Regions from separate parts of the Homo sapiens genome. Here region 2 is linked to region 1. The links are chromatin loops, found by intact Hi-C in ENCODE. Cell type or tissue: PC-9. All regions are shown on one strand. Links, peaks and the distances in the headings refer to the core of each region. The heading gives the core; the rest is flanking DNA. Region 1 overlaps GTF2IRD1 (GTF2I repeat domain containing 1). Region 2 has its middle 36 kb from the start of GTF2IRD1.

Region 1 (7,894 bases), core at 1,459-6,458:
CTACTCAAGAGGCTGAGCCGGGAGAATTGCTTGAGGCTGGGAGTTCAAGCCTGCGGTGAGCTATAATTGTGCCACTGCACTCTAGCCTGGGTGACAGAGCGAGACCCCATCTCTACAAAAAGATTTAAAAATTAGCCAGGCACTGTGGCTTGCACTTGTATTCCCAGCTACTCAGGAGGCTGAGGTGGGAGGGTGGTTTGAGCCCAGAAGTTTGAGACCAAACTATGTTTACTGGGTAACATAGCAAGACCCCTGTCTCTATCTTTTTGAAATATTTAAAAAAAAAAAAAAAAACAAAAAAAAAAACAAAAAAAACGGCCGGGTGCGGTGGCTGACGTCTGTAATCCCAACACTTTGGGAGGCCAAGGCGGGCAGATCATGAGGTCAGGAGATTGAGACCATCCTGGCCAATGTGGTGAAACTCTGTCTCTACTAAAATTACAAAAATTAGCCAGGCATGGTGGTGGGTGCCTGTAATCCCAGCTGCTCAGGAGGCTGAGGCAGGAGAATTGCTTGAATCCGGGAGGCGGAGTCTGCAGTGAGCCGAGATGGCGCCACTGCTCTCCAGCCTAGGCGACAGAATGAGACTCTGTCTCAACAACAAACAAACAAACAAACAAAACAGAACACTCATAGAACTGTATGTCAGAAAGAATGAATTTTATTGCATGTATATTACACTCCAGGTAAAAAGGGGCCTGGCCTGGAACTGGCCTTTCCAGAGTAACTCCACTTGGAGTTCACCATCTCATTTGTTCTAGTTGGTGCCACCATCCCTTCTACCAATGGTGAGTTTTGGTCTGTCAAGTTGGCCAACCTGAGTTGTGCATAGGGCCGGGGCCAGGTGCTGCAGTGGGGCCCCCCTCTTTCCCTTCCTTGGACATCCTAACCCCTCTTGGGGTTTCCCGAGCTTCTTGGATGGAGGGAGCCATAGAATGTTAGAACTGGAGGGAACCTCAGAATATACTGGCCTCTTCTCTTTTTCAGATGGGGAAACTGAGGCCCAGGGCTGGGAAGACACTTGACTAAGGTTCTAGAGTTACGAGGATCAAGATCTAAAACCACATCTGGCCGGGCACAGTGGCTCACGCCTGTAATCCCAGCACTTTGGGAGGCCGAGGCAGGAGGATCACTTGAGGTCGGGAGTTCGAGAGCAGCCTGGGCAACGTGGTGAAACCCCATCTCTATTAAAAATACAAAAAAAAATTTAGCCAGGCATGGCGGGGGGTGCCTGTAATCCCAGCTACTTGTGAGGCTGAGACATGAGAACTGCTTCAACCCGGGAGGCGGAGATTGCAGTGAGCCGAGATCGCACCACTGCCCTCCAGCCTGGGCAACAAGAGCGAAACTCTGCCTCAGTAAATAAATAAATAAATAATCAATCAATCAATCCACATCCATGACTCTTGGTCTGGGCCTCCTTGCCCTCCTGCAGATGCCTCTGGAGCCTCCCTTGTCTCCTGCTCCTGGTTCGGGAGGCTGGACAGGCCCAAGCTGGCCCCACAGCTGGTGGGAGGCTTTGCTGCAGCGTACCCTGGACAGGGCAGAGTTGGGTAGGGAAGGGAGAGTGGTCAGAGCATCTGCAACACCGCAGCGGAGGAGAGGAGAGAGTGCGGTGAAGGCTGGCAAGTGGTTGATTATGGGGAGCTGTGAGAATGGTTGATGGCCCCCCAGGGACAGACAGGAGAACAGAGCACTGGTTTCTGCTCTTTGGAGCTCCTGACATCACCTGGAGTAACCCCCAAGCCTCATGATGTGTTCAGGTAGATCCCAGCAAATGCAGAATTGGGGTCAGCCTGGTTGGGATGACAACCAGAAGAGCTTCCTAAGGGAAGGACCCCAGGAGAACCTGGTGGGGGCAGGGGAGAGATCTTGGCCGGTGTCCCTTCCCAAGGGAGGAACCCAGTCTCAGGGACGTAGTCCCGCCCCCTGGTTTATTCTGGTATTGCTGTGTCCACCAGCCTGGGGCTGCCAAGAGCTCTGGAAACTTCTGTGAGGTTGGGCGTGGAGGTTGCATGGTGGCAGCTCAGGGCTTTTTTTTTTTTTTGAGAGAGGGTCTTCCTCTGTCGCCCAAGCTGGAGTACAGTGGAACAGTCATAGCTCACTGCAGCCTCAAACTCTTGGCTTCAAGTAATCCTCTCACTTTGGCCTCCCAAAATGTTGGGATTACAGGCATGAGCCACTGCGCACGGCTTTGGGGATTCTTATTGGCTGTGAACCCCGTGATTCATTGCTCCCATTTTCTTGGTTTAGTGCCCACTCCTGCAGATGAGGGGAGGCAGACTGAACCTCCTGGAGTCTGGGGTCTGGGTGGTGAGCCTGCCCACTTCCAGGAACTGTCCATAACCCACCCACCATCCTGGACAGCCCGCAACCTTGGTAGCACAGGACACTTGCCCACTGCCCTATTTTTGGCTCAGAAAACGATATCTTCAGCTGGGTGCAGTGGCTCACGCCGAGCTGGGCGGATCACCTGAGGTCAGGAGTTCGAGACCAGCCTGACCAACTTGATGAAACCCCGTCTGTACTAAAAATACAAAAATTAAGGCTGGGCGCAGTGGCTCACACCTGTAATCCCAGCACTTTGGGAGGCCGAGGCGGGTGGATCACCTGAGGTCAGGAGTTCGAGACCAGGCTGGCCAACGTGGCGAAACCCCATCTCTACTAAAAATACAAAAAAAAAAAACAAACAAAAAAATTAACTGGGCATGCTGATGGGCACCTGTAATCCTATCTATTTGGGAGGCTGAGGCAGGAGAATTGCTTGAACCCGGGAGGTGAGTTCAACCACTGAGCCGAGGTCGTGCCACTGCACTCCAGCCTGGGCAATGAAGTGAGACTCTGTCTCAAAAGAAAACGATATTTTCTTACCTATGGGGTCCCCTCTGGTTTTCAGGACTCACAATGCCTGCAGGAAGCCCACCTCAGGTCTCACTGTAGCCCCCCTGGTGGGGAAACCCCTCTGCCTCTAGCAGGGCAGGCAGAAAAGATGTGTTTGGAATAAATAATGAGCCTATGGGAGAGCCACTCCCATCTTGGTGCAAATATTTGTGTGTGAATCACTCATCTGGACAGTGGGACTGGATTGTGGTTGACAGTGAGCCATGCCTGGGGGGCTGTGCAGGGGACATTGTAGGGGTGCAGGGCCATGTTTACTCCAGATCCCAGCAGACTTCACTTTGAAGCTGGCCCCTGACTCTTTGTGCTGTGTGACCTTGGGCGAGTTGCTCAGCCTTTCTGAGCCTCTACATCCTCATCTGTAAAATGGGGAGAGTACTGTTGTGTTTGTAGTGTTGCTGAGGTGGGTTGCGAGATGCCCATCAGCAGCACAGCTCCTGCCACTGATGGCTGCAACGCAACTGTGATTTCTCAGAAATGTCATCCCAGGCCCAGCTAGCCCTGAGGCCCAGGTGGGGTTTTGAGGGAAAGGGATCTGGCTGGGAGCAGTGGCTCGGGCCTGTAATCCCAACACTTTGGGAGGTTGAGGCGGGAAGACTGCTTGAGTCCAGGAGTTTGAGACCAGCCTTGGCAACATAGCAAAACTCCATCTCTACAAAAAAAATAAAATAAAATAAAATTAGCCAGGTATGGTGGTGTGTGCCTGTAGTCCCAGATACTCAGGAAGGATTTGGGACGATCACTTGAGGCTAAGAGTTTGAGACCAGCCAGGGCAACATAGCAAGACTCCATCTCTACAAAAAATAAAATAAGTAGCTGGACACGATGGCACACACCTTAAGTCCCAGCTACTTGGGAGTCTGAGGCAGAAGGATCACTTGAACCCAGGAGTTGGAGGCTGCAGTGAGCTATGATCACGCCATTGCGATCATAGGCTGGGTGACAGAGCAAGAGACCCTGTCTCTTAAAAAAAGAAAGAAAGAAAAGAAAAATGATACTCAACCCTTGTCCATTGGGCCTGACTCTCACCTCCCACCTCTACTTTGTGAGGAAGGGACAGGGTGTTAATATGTCTTCATTGGAGGGTACTGGGGCCCAGAGAGGGGAAGGAAGTTCTCCAGCATCACACAGCCACTCGAGGCTGAGCCTCCACTAGACCCAGACCTCCTGGGGCCTGGCCTCATGTACGTTCCTGAGACTACAGGGTTTTGGTGAGGGGCTGCCCTGCCATCTGTTGCTGTACCCTAGGGAGGGGAGGGTGTGGCCCGGGCTGGACTCCTCCAAGTTGCTCTGTCCCTGGGTTTTGGAAGGGGAGGGGCCGCTTCATGAAATTGCACCACCTGGCCAAGGCTCGGGCAAGCCCAGGTTGGATGCAGGTGGCCAGGCTTTTCTGACAGGTGAGGGCAGAAGTGGAAGTAATGCAGGTGTTCAGAGAAAGGGCCGGATGTGTGTGCATGCGCACACCCAGCTACAAAACAAGGGGTGCCATTCCTCAGGGACCAGGCCATTAACGTGAGCCACCCGTCTGATGCGTAGTCACCCGCCGGGGTGACGGGGGACTTCCTGGACTCTGCGGCCTGATCCTGCCTGTCTGGTGACATTCCTGATCTGGAGTACACATTGGGCCTGCAGTGGGTGCTTTGGTGTTTGTGGAATGAATGAATGGGCTGGCGGCACCCACTGATGAGCATCTGCCAAGATGTCTGTGTGCGTGGAGGTGGCAGGTGTGGTCCAGGTACCCGATAACGGATAGACACCTGTACAAAACAGCCTCTTCTCCAATGCCTGGTGGTGGTGAGGGATGGGGGTGTGGCTATTTTGCAGTTGGATGGTGTGGACACTTACAAGTCAACTAATCCCGATGCTCTGGACTCCTGTCTGTAAAATGGGATGGCGTAGGTGTGGGCTGGTGGTGCCTGGTGGGTCCCGCCCAAGCCCCAGAGAAGGGGCTGATGGCAGCTAGTTGTTATTTTTATTACTAAATCATGGCTCAGCCCAGCCTGGCCTGGCAAGCCCAAGTTCCTGGTGGATGTCTGCCTCTTCCACGCCCGCTTGGAAGCCTTCTGAACCTCCTTTTTTTTTTTCTTTTGAGACGGAGTCTCACTCTGTCGCCCAGGCTGGAGTGCAGCGGTGCGATCTCGGCTCACTGCAACCTCTGCCTCCCGGGTTCAAGCGATTCTCCTGCCTCAGCCTCCCAAGTAGCTGGGATACAGGTGCACGCCACCAGGCTCGGCTAATTTTTTTATTTTTAGTAGAGATGGGGTTTCACTGTGTTGGCCAGGCTGATCTCAAACTCCTGACCTTAAGTGATCCGCCTGCCTCTGAACCTCCCAGATTTCATCGGTTCCCCACCGTACTCTCCTGCCTCTAGCCTTTGCCCAAGCTGACCTTGGCCCCAGTCTTCCCCACTGAACAGCCACCCAGCCTTTGGGGCCAGTGCTCCTGGGCCGATGCCAGCCATCCATCCTGGATGTGCCCACGCCTGGTCACTCCCCACATGAGGAGCTGATGATCTTTGGTCACCGTTTATAAACTTTAGCTTCTCTTTCCTCACCCAGGAGCTCCAGGGCAAGGAGTGGGCCTGATTCACCCCCGTTCAGGGACTGGGTCCTAACAGGTGTGGTGAAAATGAGCACTTAGTCAGCGTCCCACAGCATCTAAAAGACGGGAACAAGGGCTGAGGATGTGGGTAGGCCCAAGACTGGAAATAGGGAAGCCTCTGGAATGGGGACTAGAAGATGAAAGGGCTCTGGAAGATGGGGCATCCAAGTGTTTAAAGCAAGAACGGGGCTGGGCGTGGTGGATCGCGCCTGTAATCCCAGCACTTTGGGAGGCTGAGGAGGGAGGATCACTTGAGGCCAGGAGTTTGAGACCAGCCTGGCCAACATGGTGAAACCCCATCTCTACTAAAAATACAAAAATTAGCCACACATGCCAGTGCGCACCTGTAATCCCCGCTACTCAAGAGGCTGAGTCAGGAGAATCACTTGAACCTGAGAGACAGAGGTTGCAGTGAGCTAAGATCGCACCAGTGCACTCCAGCCTGGGCGACAGTTTTTTTTTTGTGTCCAAAAAAAAAAGAGGTGCGGGGAGGGCCAGAGGGCATTTGGGGTGGGACGGGGCAGGGCAGGGCTGGGTGACTGGAATGGGGTGACTATAATGAATGCTTTGGAGTAGGTCAGGGCAGGTGGGGAGGCCAGATGCCAGGGGAGGGAGGGGGCATGGGGATCCTTCCATCTGGGGCCAAGGATGGCAAGGCCCTCAGACAACTTCTAGCCCAGGTTCTCCATTGACAGATGGAGAAACTGAGGCCCAGGGAGGGGCAGTGCTAGTGCTGAGGTTTTACATAGCAGGTGGGCTGTTCCCCAGCCCACTGCAGGGCATAGCCTGCCCTGGGACACCTGTCCTCACCCGTTGGCTCAGTGGTTGCAGGGGCATGGGTGGGTAGAGGTCGGGGAGTGAGCCGGCTCAGGCGGGCAGGGCTGGGGGCCCCGTGAGCCAGCGCCCCAGGATTAGATCACCCACGAGTAATGGGCTTTTTTCCGTCCAGCCTTTTCCCGACAAGAAAAGGCCTGATGTTCCTCATCCGTGTTGTTCTGAGAAGGCATGTTTATGTCTGGCAAGCGAAGGGTTCTTGGGAGACAGGATCCCAGGGCCCCCCTGCACTGCCTGGCCCCAGGGGTTGGCACCGCCCCAGAGCTGGTTTCCTCCCACTGTCTCCTGACACCCAGCCCCCACGCTTTTCAGATGCCTGCCTGAGAACAAATAAATACTTCTGCACCATGCACATGAGCTCAGATAAGCCTCCGGGGCTCAGCCAGAACTGGGGGCACCAAATGCCCGGGTTCCCTGACCCCTAGCTGGGTGCCAAGCCTGCATTTCCCACCCAGCACTCCCCAACCGCCCCTTGCGTGGAGGGACAGAGATATACTGTGAGCAACACGGGACCTGATGTCAGGGGTGGACAGCAGCTCGGCGGGTGATGTCAGCTTGAGCAATCGTCCCCGTCATCACTGCTGTTAAGTGAGCGGGCACTTGGTGTCCCCAGGCCCAGCGCCAGGCCCTGTTCACACATTCTCACGTGGGGCTCTCACAGAGCTGAGAGCAGTAGAATTACCATCACCCTTTTGCTCAGTGGGGAGAGGAAAGTTTGAGCATTGTGTGTGTGTGTGTGTGTTTAGAGACAGGGTCTTGCTCTGTCACCCAGGCTGGAGTGCAGTGGTGCGATCATAGCTCACTGTAGCCTAGAACTCTTGGGCTCAAGCGATCCTCCCACCTCATCCTCCTGAGTAGCTGGGATTACAGGCACATGCCACCACGCCCAACTAATTTTTATGCTTTTAGTAGAGATGGGGTTTCACCATGTTGGCCAGGCTGGTCTCAAACTCCTGGCCTCAACTGAACCACCCACCTCAGCCTCCCAAAGTGCTGGGATTATAGGCATGAGCCACCAGCCCCACCTTTTTTTTTGAGATAGGGTCTTGCTGTATTGTCCAGGCTGGAGTGCAGTAGCGTGATCATGGCTCACTGCAACCTCTGCCTCCTGGGCCCAAGCAACCCTCCCACCCCAGCCTCTGGAGTAGCTGGGACTACAGGCACATGCTATCACACTAGGCTAATTAAAAAAAAAAAAATTATAGAGATGGGGTCTCACTATGTTGCCCAGGCTGGTCTCAAACTCCTGGGATCAGAAACCTGGTGGTCATTCCAGGTGCCTCCCTTGGGACCCCCCGTCGCCAGCTCCTGGTCCCAAAGCTCTGCCCCGTCCTCCATCCCCTGCTGCTGTCTGCTTCATGCCTGGCTGTCTCTGGCCTGGGCTGTCGCAGAGACTTGGCAACTCCTGGCTCCCCAACTCCAAGCATGACCCGACAGTTCCTCCGCCGTAGCTTCCTGGGATCCCCCTCACTGCCCACGTCTCACCCCTGCCCCACACCCTGCAGCGAGGCTGACCTTCCGAGATCCTTGGCCTCACCCCAATGGCCACGCTGGTCTCTGC
Region 2 (7,894 bases), core at 1,081-6,080, 58 kb before region 1:
ATGGTGAAAACCTGTCTCTACTAAAAATACAAAAATTAGCCAGACTTGGTGGTGGGAACCTGTAATGCCAGCAACTCGGGAGGCTGAGGCAGGAGAATCTCTTGAACCCAGGAGGCAGAGGTTGTAGTGAGCTGAGATCGCACCATTGCACTCCAGCATGGGTGACAAAGTGAGACTCCAGCTCAAAAAAAAAAAAAAAAAAGAACTCCAAATATTATAAATAAAAAGAAATCCAGGCCAGGTACAGTGGCTCACGCCTGTAATCCCAGCACTTTGGGAGGCTGAGGCAGGCGGATCACCTGAGGTCCAGAGTTCGAGACCAGCCTGGCCAACACGGTGAAACCCCGTCTCTACTAAAAATACAAAAATTAGCCAATGTGGTGGCACCACCTATACTCCCAGCTACTTGGGAGGCTGAAGCAGGAGAATCGCTTGAACCCAGGAGGTGGAAGTTGCAGTGAGCTGAGACTGTGCCACTGCACTCCAGCCTGGGTGACAGAGACAGACTCCATCTCAAAAATAAATAAATAAATAAAAATAAAAGGAAATACACATCTACGCACATTATATAAAATATAATTGGCAGAATGCCAAAGGCAAAGATCCAAGCAGGATTCACAGGGCATAGTCTTAACAGCAACTTTATTTTTCTCTCCCAATTTGTCCTTAAACCTCTCCAAGTAGGGGTTGACCTGCCCGTTACTGGAGAAAAACTTGGACAGGCCCTTCCACTTCATCATGCTCTCAAAAAGTGGGCGAGGCTGGATGCGGTGGCTCATGCCTATAATCCCAGCACTTTGGGAGGCAGAGGTGGAAGGATCGCTTGAGGTCAGGAGTTCAAGACCAGCCTGGGCAGCATAGCCAGACCCCAAAATCTAAAAAAAAAAAAAAGCTGGGCATGGTGCTACATGCCTGTGGTCCCAGCTACTAGGGAGGCTGAGGCAGGAGGATCACTTGAGCCCAGGAGTTCAAGGTTGCAGTGAGTTATAACCATGCCATTGCACTCCAGCCTGGGCAACAGAGCAAGACCCTGTTTCCAAAAAAAAAAAAAAAGAATCGCAAACATAGCCTCAATTCAGGACCTAAAATCTTAGGCACCCATCCACTGCCAGGGAGGGATAACAAGCTCTCCAAGGAGGCCCACCCCGCCTATGAGGCTTCAGCTGGGGGATGGCAACCCCACCCTCGCCTGGAAGGTGGGATTCGCCACACAGCTCTGTCCAAACCTGTAGTTCTCAACCGGGGATACTTGCCCCCTCGGGGACATTTAGCAATGTCTAGAGACGTTATTGGTGGTCACAACGGGGGCATGCTACCGGCATGTAGGGAACAGAGGCCAGGAATGCTGCTAAATACCCTACGATGCATAGGACAGAGCCCCGGAACAAAGAATTATCCCACCTAGAGCCTCAATAGTGTGAGGTTAAGACAGTGCCCTAAAGCAATTCTCCTCGCTCATTTTTTCTCATCACCAACAGCTGGGGCCTCCTTTTATAAATTCTGATGTAGGTGAATTGCCTAGTACCACCTTATAACTCACAGGACTGTAGATTTGTGATCAAGAGGCAGCTTCAGCCAGGTGTGGTGGCTCACACCTGTAATCCCAGCACTTTGGAAGGCAGAGATGGGAGGATCGCTTGAGGCCAGGAGTTTGAGACAATCCTGGACAATATAGTGAGAGTCCCATCTCTACCAAAAATATATATATATTTATATATTTTTAAATATATATATTTTTAAAATATTATATATATTTATATATTTTTAAATATTTTATATAGATATATATTTTGTTGCCCAGGCTGCAGTGCAGTGGTGCGTTCTTGGCTCACTGTAACCTCCGCCTCCCGGGTTCAAGCGATTCTCCTGCCTCAGCCTCCTGAGTAGCTGGGATTACAGGCGCCCACCACCACGCCCAACTAATTTTTTCGTATTTTTAGTAGAGGGGGGGTTTCATCATGTTGGCCAGGCTGGTCTCGAACTCCTGACCTCAGGTGATCCACCTGCCTCTGCCTCCCAAAGTGCAAGGATTACAGGCATGAGCCACCGCGCCCAGCCTATATATATATATTTTTTTTTAACTGGCCAAGCACAGTGGCACACTCTGTAGTCCCAGCTATTCAGGAGGCTGAGGCAGAAGGATTGCTTGAGCCTGGGAGGTCGAGGTTGCAGTGAGCTATGATTGTGCCACTGCACTCCAGCCTGGGCAACAGAGCAAGACCCTGTCTCAGAAAAAAAAAAAAAAAAAAGGCAGCACCTTGCAGCAGCTGAGACCCAAGTTCCAACTCTGACTTGGGCAGTAACCAGCCTGTGGCCCTGGGCAGAGCCCTTCCCTCCCCAGCTTCAGTTTTCTCATCTATAAAGTGGTAACATAAGCCCCAGGCAGGGGTCACAGCTGAACATCTTGGGAATCATGGTTTGGGTAGGGGTTGGGGGGACATCCTTCTCTGGGTCACTCCTGGGATGTGGCCCTGGGTCCAGCTTTGGGAAAATTAAATAAAGCTTGGAGCATCAGTGTTTTGGGGGTGGGGATTGAACCAGTGTGGTCTGAAGCAGGGGGCGGGGTGTCCTCATGACCCTTCCGCCCCAAGGTTCACAGTACTGGCCTTTGGAAGGCATCTCCATGGCATGGGGTTATGGCGACAACCACTGCTGCAACCCTCCCCCTCCAACACAGTGTCTGTCTCATGTTGAGGGAAGCTCAGAAACCGGGACTTCTAGGCCAGGCGCGGTGGCTCACGCCTGTAATCCCAGCACTTTGGGAGGCCGAGGAGGGCAGATCACCTGAGGTCAGGAATTTGAGACCAGCCTGGCCAACATGGTGAAACCCTGTCTCTACTAAACATACAAAAATTAGCCAGGCACAGTGGCTCATGCCTGTAATTCCAGCACTTTGGGAGGCCAAGGCAGGCAGATCATTTGAGGTCAGGAGTTCTAGACCAGCCTGGCTAACAGGGTGAAAACCCATCTCTACTAAAAATACAAAAATTAGCCGGGCGTGGCGGCAGGCGCCTGTAATCCCAGCTACTTGGTTGGCTGAGGCAGGAGAATGGCTTGAGCCCAGGAGGCGGAGGTTGCAGTGAGCCCCGCTGCACTCCAGCCTGGATGACAGAGCAAGACCCCGTCTCAAAAAAATAAACTGGGACTTCTCTTGCCCCACTTCTCTTTGCTCTGCCTGAGAGGGAGACATTGATCAAACCCTCCAGGTCTGATCGGGAAACATTTGCCTTCTCCTTTTGTGGGGTCCTGGGGTGAAGAACAGGAGGGGAGGCTGGAGGGTGGGTGACACCACGCACCCCTGGGCGGCAAGAGACCCACCAGCCAAGTCTTGCCTGTGATGCCTCCCATTTACCAGCAGGTGTCACCCTCGGCCCTCTCACTGCGGCTTGTCCATTCCACCCTCTGTCCAGACTGGGCTTTAGGGCTGCAAGGCTGGAGACACAGGCCAGCTTTGCACGTGGGAGCAACAACGGGGACCCAGGTGTCCCGGCTCCTAGTCCCAGAGCTCCCTGTCCCTGTTGCCTCCCAGACTTGGTTCAGGCCTCTCTGTGAGTATCCGTGTGTGTCCACACTTCCATCCCTGGGAGAGAGGCCGGCCAGGGCGTGGACATTCATTCCCTCTCTGGGACCGTGCCGGGCCAGGACTGTCCTGGCCTCCCTCCTCCCGCACAGCACTGCCTCCCCTCCCCGCAGGCTGGGCTCCCTCCACAGAGCTGACCCTGGCCTACTTTCTCAGTCCTGAACCCTCCCATCACGTCCCCCTTGCCAACCTCAGCTGGGCAGTCACCCTGGTCCCGCTCCCACTCCCCAAGAGAGGCTGGGAAGTGTTTTGAGACTGAAGTTGGGGTCCAGTGTAAATTCAGAAGGAACATGGTATAGGACGAATAACCAGGATGCTCACTTCTAGAAGCTTCTCTGGAACCTTGGGTAAGGCTGTGGGCCCTTTCTCTGGAGCTACCAGCAAAGGGAAGGACTTGCTGCCTCCAGGGTGGCTCCAGCCCCGTCTAGACCCCCTCCCAGCCACCCTCTCCCGCTGCCACAATTTCCAGCTGGCCCCACGCACAGCTGTGCCTCGGTTTCCCAGCAGCCCCAAGCCTGGAGTTCACCAGGAGCACCTTCACAGCCCCGCACCGGGTCCGCAGCCTGGGGTCCATCATATTCATCACACTCTGGGCCCTGTCCCCCACCCCCAGCTCAGGCCTCAGATCCTGCCTCCAACCCCACACCCCCAGGCCTTTCCAAGTGACCCACACACATGCATGGGCACACACACACAGATACATACACACATACACAGAGACACACATACATGTACACATCATATATATATACACGCACACAGAGACACATATAAACATGCACACACGTACACACATACATGTACACACGTACACACATGCATACACATATACATACACAAACACATACATACACAAACACTATAGACACGTACACAGACACACACAAATACGTACACATACACAAAAACTCATACACATACACAAACACGTACATACACAGACACACAAACACTACAGACACATGTACACACGGACAAATACACATACACACAGACACACATACATGTACACATATACACATGTACACAGGTACACACGCACATACACACGTTACACACAAAGAGATGTATACTCACATACACAAACATGCACATATATACACACAAACAATATACATACACATACACATACACACACGCATATACATGCATATACATCCACACTTGTGCACACATACACACATGCACACACACACACTTTTTCTTCACGGCCTGCAGAGACGCGCCCATCGGGGACTTGATTCACACCTCTCTCCCTAGAGGGGAGTGCTCTGTGTGCACCGCAACATATCTCTAACCTCTTTTTTTAAATTGACAAAAATTGTATCTATTTATGGTGTGCAATATGATGTTTTGAAATATGTATAAAGTGTGGACCAGCTACATCAAGCTAATTAGCATATGCATTACCTCATTTGTCTTTTTGTGGGGAGTGTGCTGAGAACGCTTAAAATCCACTGTCTTGGTACTTTGCAAGTTTAGAACACATTGTTATCAAGGATAGCCACCATGTTGTACTTGGATCTCTTGAACTTAGTCCTCCTAACTGAAATTTTTGTGTGTTTTTTTCCTTGTGTGTGTGTGACAGAGTCTCACTCTGTTGCCCAGGCTGGAGTGCAGTGGTGCAATCAGCTCACTGCAGCCTTCATCTCTGGGCTCAAGCCGTCCTCCTGCCTCAGCCTTCCAAGTAGCTGGGACTACAGGTGTGCACCACCATGCCCAGCTAATTGTTTGTATTTTTAGAGAGATGGGGTTTTGCCATGTTGCCCAGGCTGGTCTCGAACTCTTGGGCTCAAACGATTGGCCTGTCTCAGCCTCCTAGATTGCTGGGATTACAGGCATGAGCCACCACTGCCACCCCCACATCTCTGACTCTCAGCCCAGGGCGTGGCACACAGGTGCCCACGAGTGGCTGTCAGACGGATTGATCAATTCCACCACTGCACAAACTTCCATCTTCAATCTTGCACTCCACCTCAACTGCTCTCCCAGAGCTCCAGACACTGCCAGGTTGCCCCCGCATCCTGACAAACTGTCCTCTTTCTGTACCCTTTCCAAGTCATCTAATTGTCCTCATTTTTGTTTTTTTTTTTTTTTTTTTGTAATTTGAGTTTATTTGACCATCTTGATCCGAAATGTTCAAGCTTTTGGCTATAGTTTTCTTCATTTATTTATTCAATATTTTTTAGTAACTCTATTAATTAATTGATTTCCTTCCTTCCTTCCCTCCCTCCCTCCTTCCCTCCCTCCCTCCTTCCCTCCCTCCCTCCTTCTCTTCTTCCTTCCCTCCTCCCTCCCTGCCTCCTTCCTTTCTGCCCACCCACTTTCTTTCTTTCCTTCTTTCTTTCTTTTTCTTTCTTTCCTTTCTTTCTTTCTTTTTTCTTTCTTTTTCTTTCCTTCCTTCTTTCTTTCTCTTTCTTCTTTCTCTTTCTTTCTCTCTTTCTCTCTCTTTCTTTCTTTCTCTTTCCTCCCTTCCTTTATCTCTTTTTCTTTCTTTCTTTTTCCTTCTTTATTTTGAAGTGGAGTCCCGCTCTGTCACCCAAGCTGGAGTGCAGTGGCGCAATCTCTGTTCACTGCAACCTCTGCTTCCCGTGTTCAAGCGATTCTCCTGCCTCAGCCTCCCAAGTAGCTGGGATTACAGGCATGCGCCACCACGCCCAGCTAATTTTGTATTTTTAGTAGAGTCAGGGTTTCACCATGTTGGTTAGGCTGGTCTCAACTCCTAACCTCAGGTGATCCACCCAGAATTGTTTTCTTTAAAACAACTTTTCTGTACTGGACATGGTGGCTCACACCTGTAATCTGGCACTTTGGGAGGTCGAGGCGGGAGGATTGCTTGAGCTTAGGAGTTCGAGACCAGCCTGGGCAACATGGTGAAACCCCAGGCATGGCGGCACATGTCTGTAATCCCAGCTACTGGGGAGGCTGACGTGGGAGGATCACCTGAGTCCAGGAGGCCGAGGCTGCAGTGAGCCATGATCATGCCACTGCCCTCCAGCCTGGATGACAGAGCGAGACCCTGTCTCAAATAAATAAATAATAAATAAATAAATAAAGCTGTTTTTCTTTCTTTCTTTCTTTCTTTCTTTCTTTCTTTCTTTCTTTCTTTCTTTCTTTCGTTTGTTCTTTCTTTCCTTCCTTCTTTCTTTCTTTTATTTCAGTCCTCTTTACTTGAAAGTTTATCTCTTGTTCAGAAAATAAATATGGGCCAGGTGCGGTGGCTCATGCCTGTAATCCTAGCACTCTGGGAGGCTGAAGCAGGAGGCTCACTTGAGCCCAGGAGCTGGAGATCAGTCTGGGCAACATAGTGAGACACTGTATCTTTTTGGGGATTTTTTGGACAGAGTCTTGCTCTGTCGCCAGGCTGGAGTGCAGTGGCGTGACCTTGGCCCTCGGCTCACTGCAACCTCTGCCTCCTGAGATCAACTGATTCTCCTGCCTCAGCCTCCTGAGTAGCTGGGACTACAGGTGTGCGCCACCACACCCAGCTAATTTTTTTGTATTTTTAGTAGAGACAGGGTTTCACCATGTTGGCCAAGATGGTCTCAATCCCTTGACCTCGTGATCCCCCTGTCTCGGCCTCCCAAAGTGCTGGGATTACAGGCACGAGCCATCACGCCCTGCCTGACCCCCAGTATCTTCTTAAAGAAAAAAGAAGAAAAGAAAAGAAACAAGATATTCTTTCTCCCTAATGCCAGTTCTTCATCTGCGGTCCCCTTCTCTGCACCGTCTCTCTGTCTCCTGGGTGGTCATCTCCATCTTCTCAGACTTACGTCTTTAATGTTTGTATTTTTAATCTTTTAATCCCAGACCTGAGGCATTGATCATCTATCTTCTTAAATCACATTTATTTTGTCACTTTATCATTATTTTAAACCTCTTAACTTTTATCTCTTGTGGAGAGTAACTTTTAAGACCAACTTCATAGCTTTTCATTTTAATTTTGTATTTGCTGATTTTAACTTTGTAATACACATTAGCCCTCTCATTTATAAGGTATTCATCTTATTGGTGCTGCTAGTCTTTTAATTTCTTTTATCTGAACTATTTTTCATGATTATAAAGAAAACTCTTGATTTTAAATCTTTGCTGGCTTTTTTTTTTTTTTTTTTTTTGAGACACAGTCTCACTCCATCGCCCATGCTGGAGTGCAGTGGAGTGATCTTGGCTCACTGCAACCTCTGCCTCCTGGGTTCAAGCAATTCTCCTGCCTCAGCCTCCCACATAGCTGAGAATACAGGCATGCGCCACCACGCCCAGCTGATTTTTGTATTGTTAGTAGAGGTGGGGTTTCACCATGTTGGCCAGGCTGGG

Evidence for each region. A loop is a pair of places that touch in the nucleus more often than their neighbours do. Peaks named below come from ENCODE experiments on the same cell type or tissue, not always from the same donor. Only the 100,000 strongest peaks of a DNase experiment are listed, where the experiment ranks them.
Region 2: a loop joins it to region 1, with 7 times the contacts of the local background. A loop is called at or near these places in 3 of 110 quality-filtered maps.

What each region holds. Positions count from the first base shown.
Region 1 is chr7:74,471,396-74,479,289 of GRCh38, forward strand. The region is part of intron 1 of GTF2IRD1 (GTF2I repeat domain containing 1); the gene reads left to right. Among named protein-coding and RNA genes, the nearest start is that of GTF2IRD1, 21 kb to the left of the region's middle. RefSeq lists enhancers at 6,519-7,100, 7,101-7,683. In PC-9, for the core only: no CTCF peak of the experiment used is centred there; DNase peaks (open chromatin) are centred at 4,456, 5,466 and 6,026; H3K27ac peaks cover 3,611 bases.
Region 2 is chr7:74,414,213-74,422,106 of GRCh38, forward strand. No RefSeq gene overlaps it. Among named protein-coding and RNA genes, the nearest start is that of GTF2IRD1, 36 kb to the right of the region's middle. RefSeq lists a silencer at 3,284-3,413. In PC-9, for the core only: CTCF peaks have their summits at 3,318 (motif pointing right) and 3,529; a DNase peak (open chromatin) is centred at 3,389.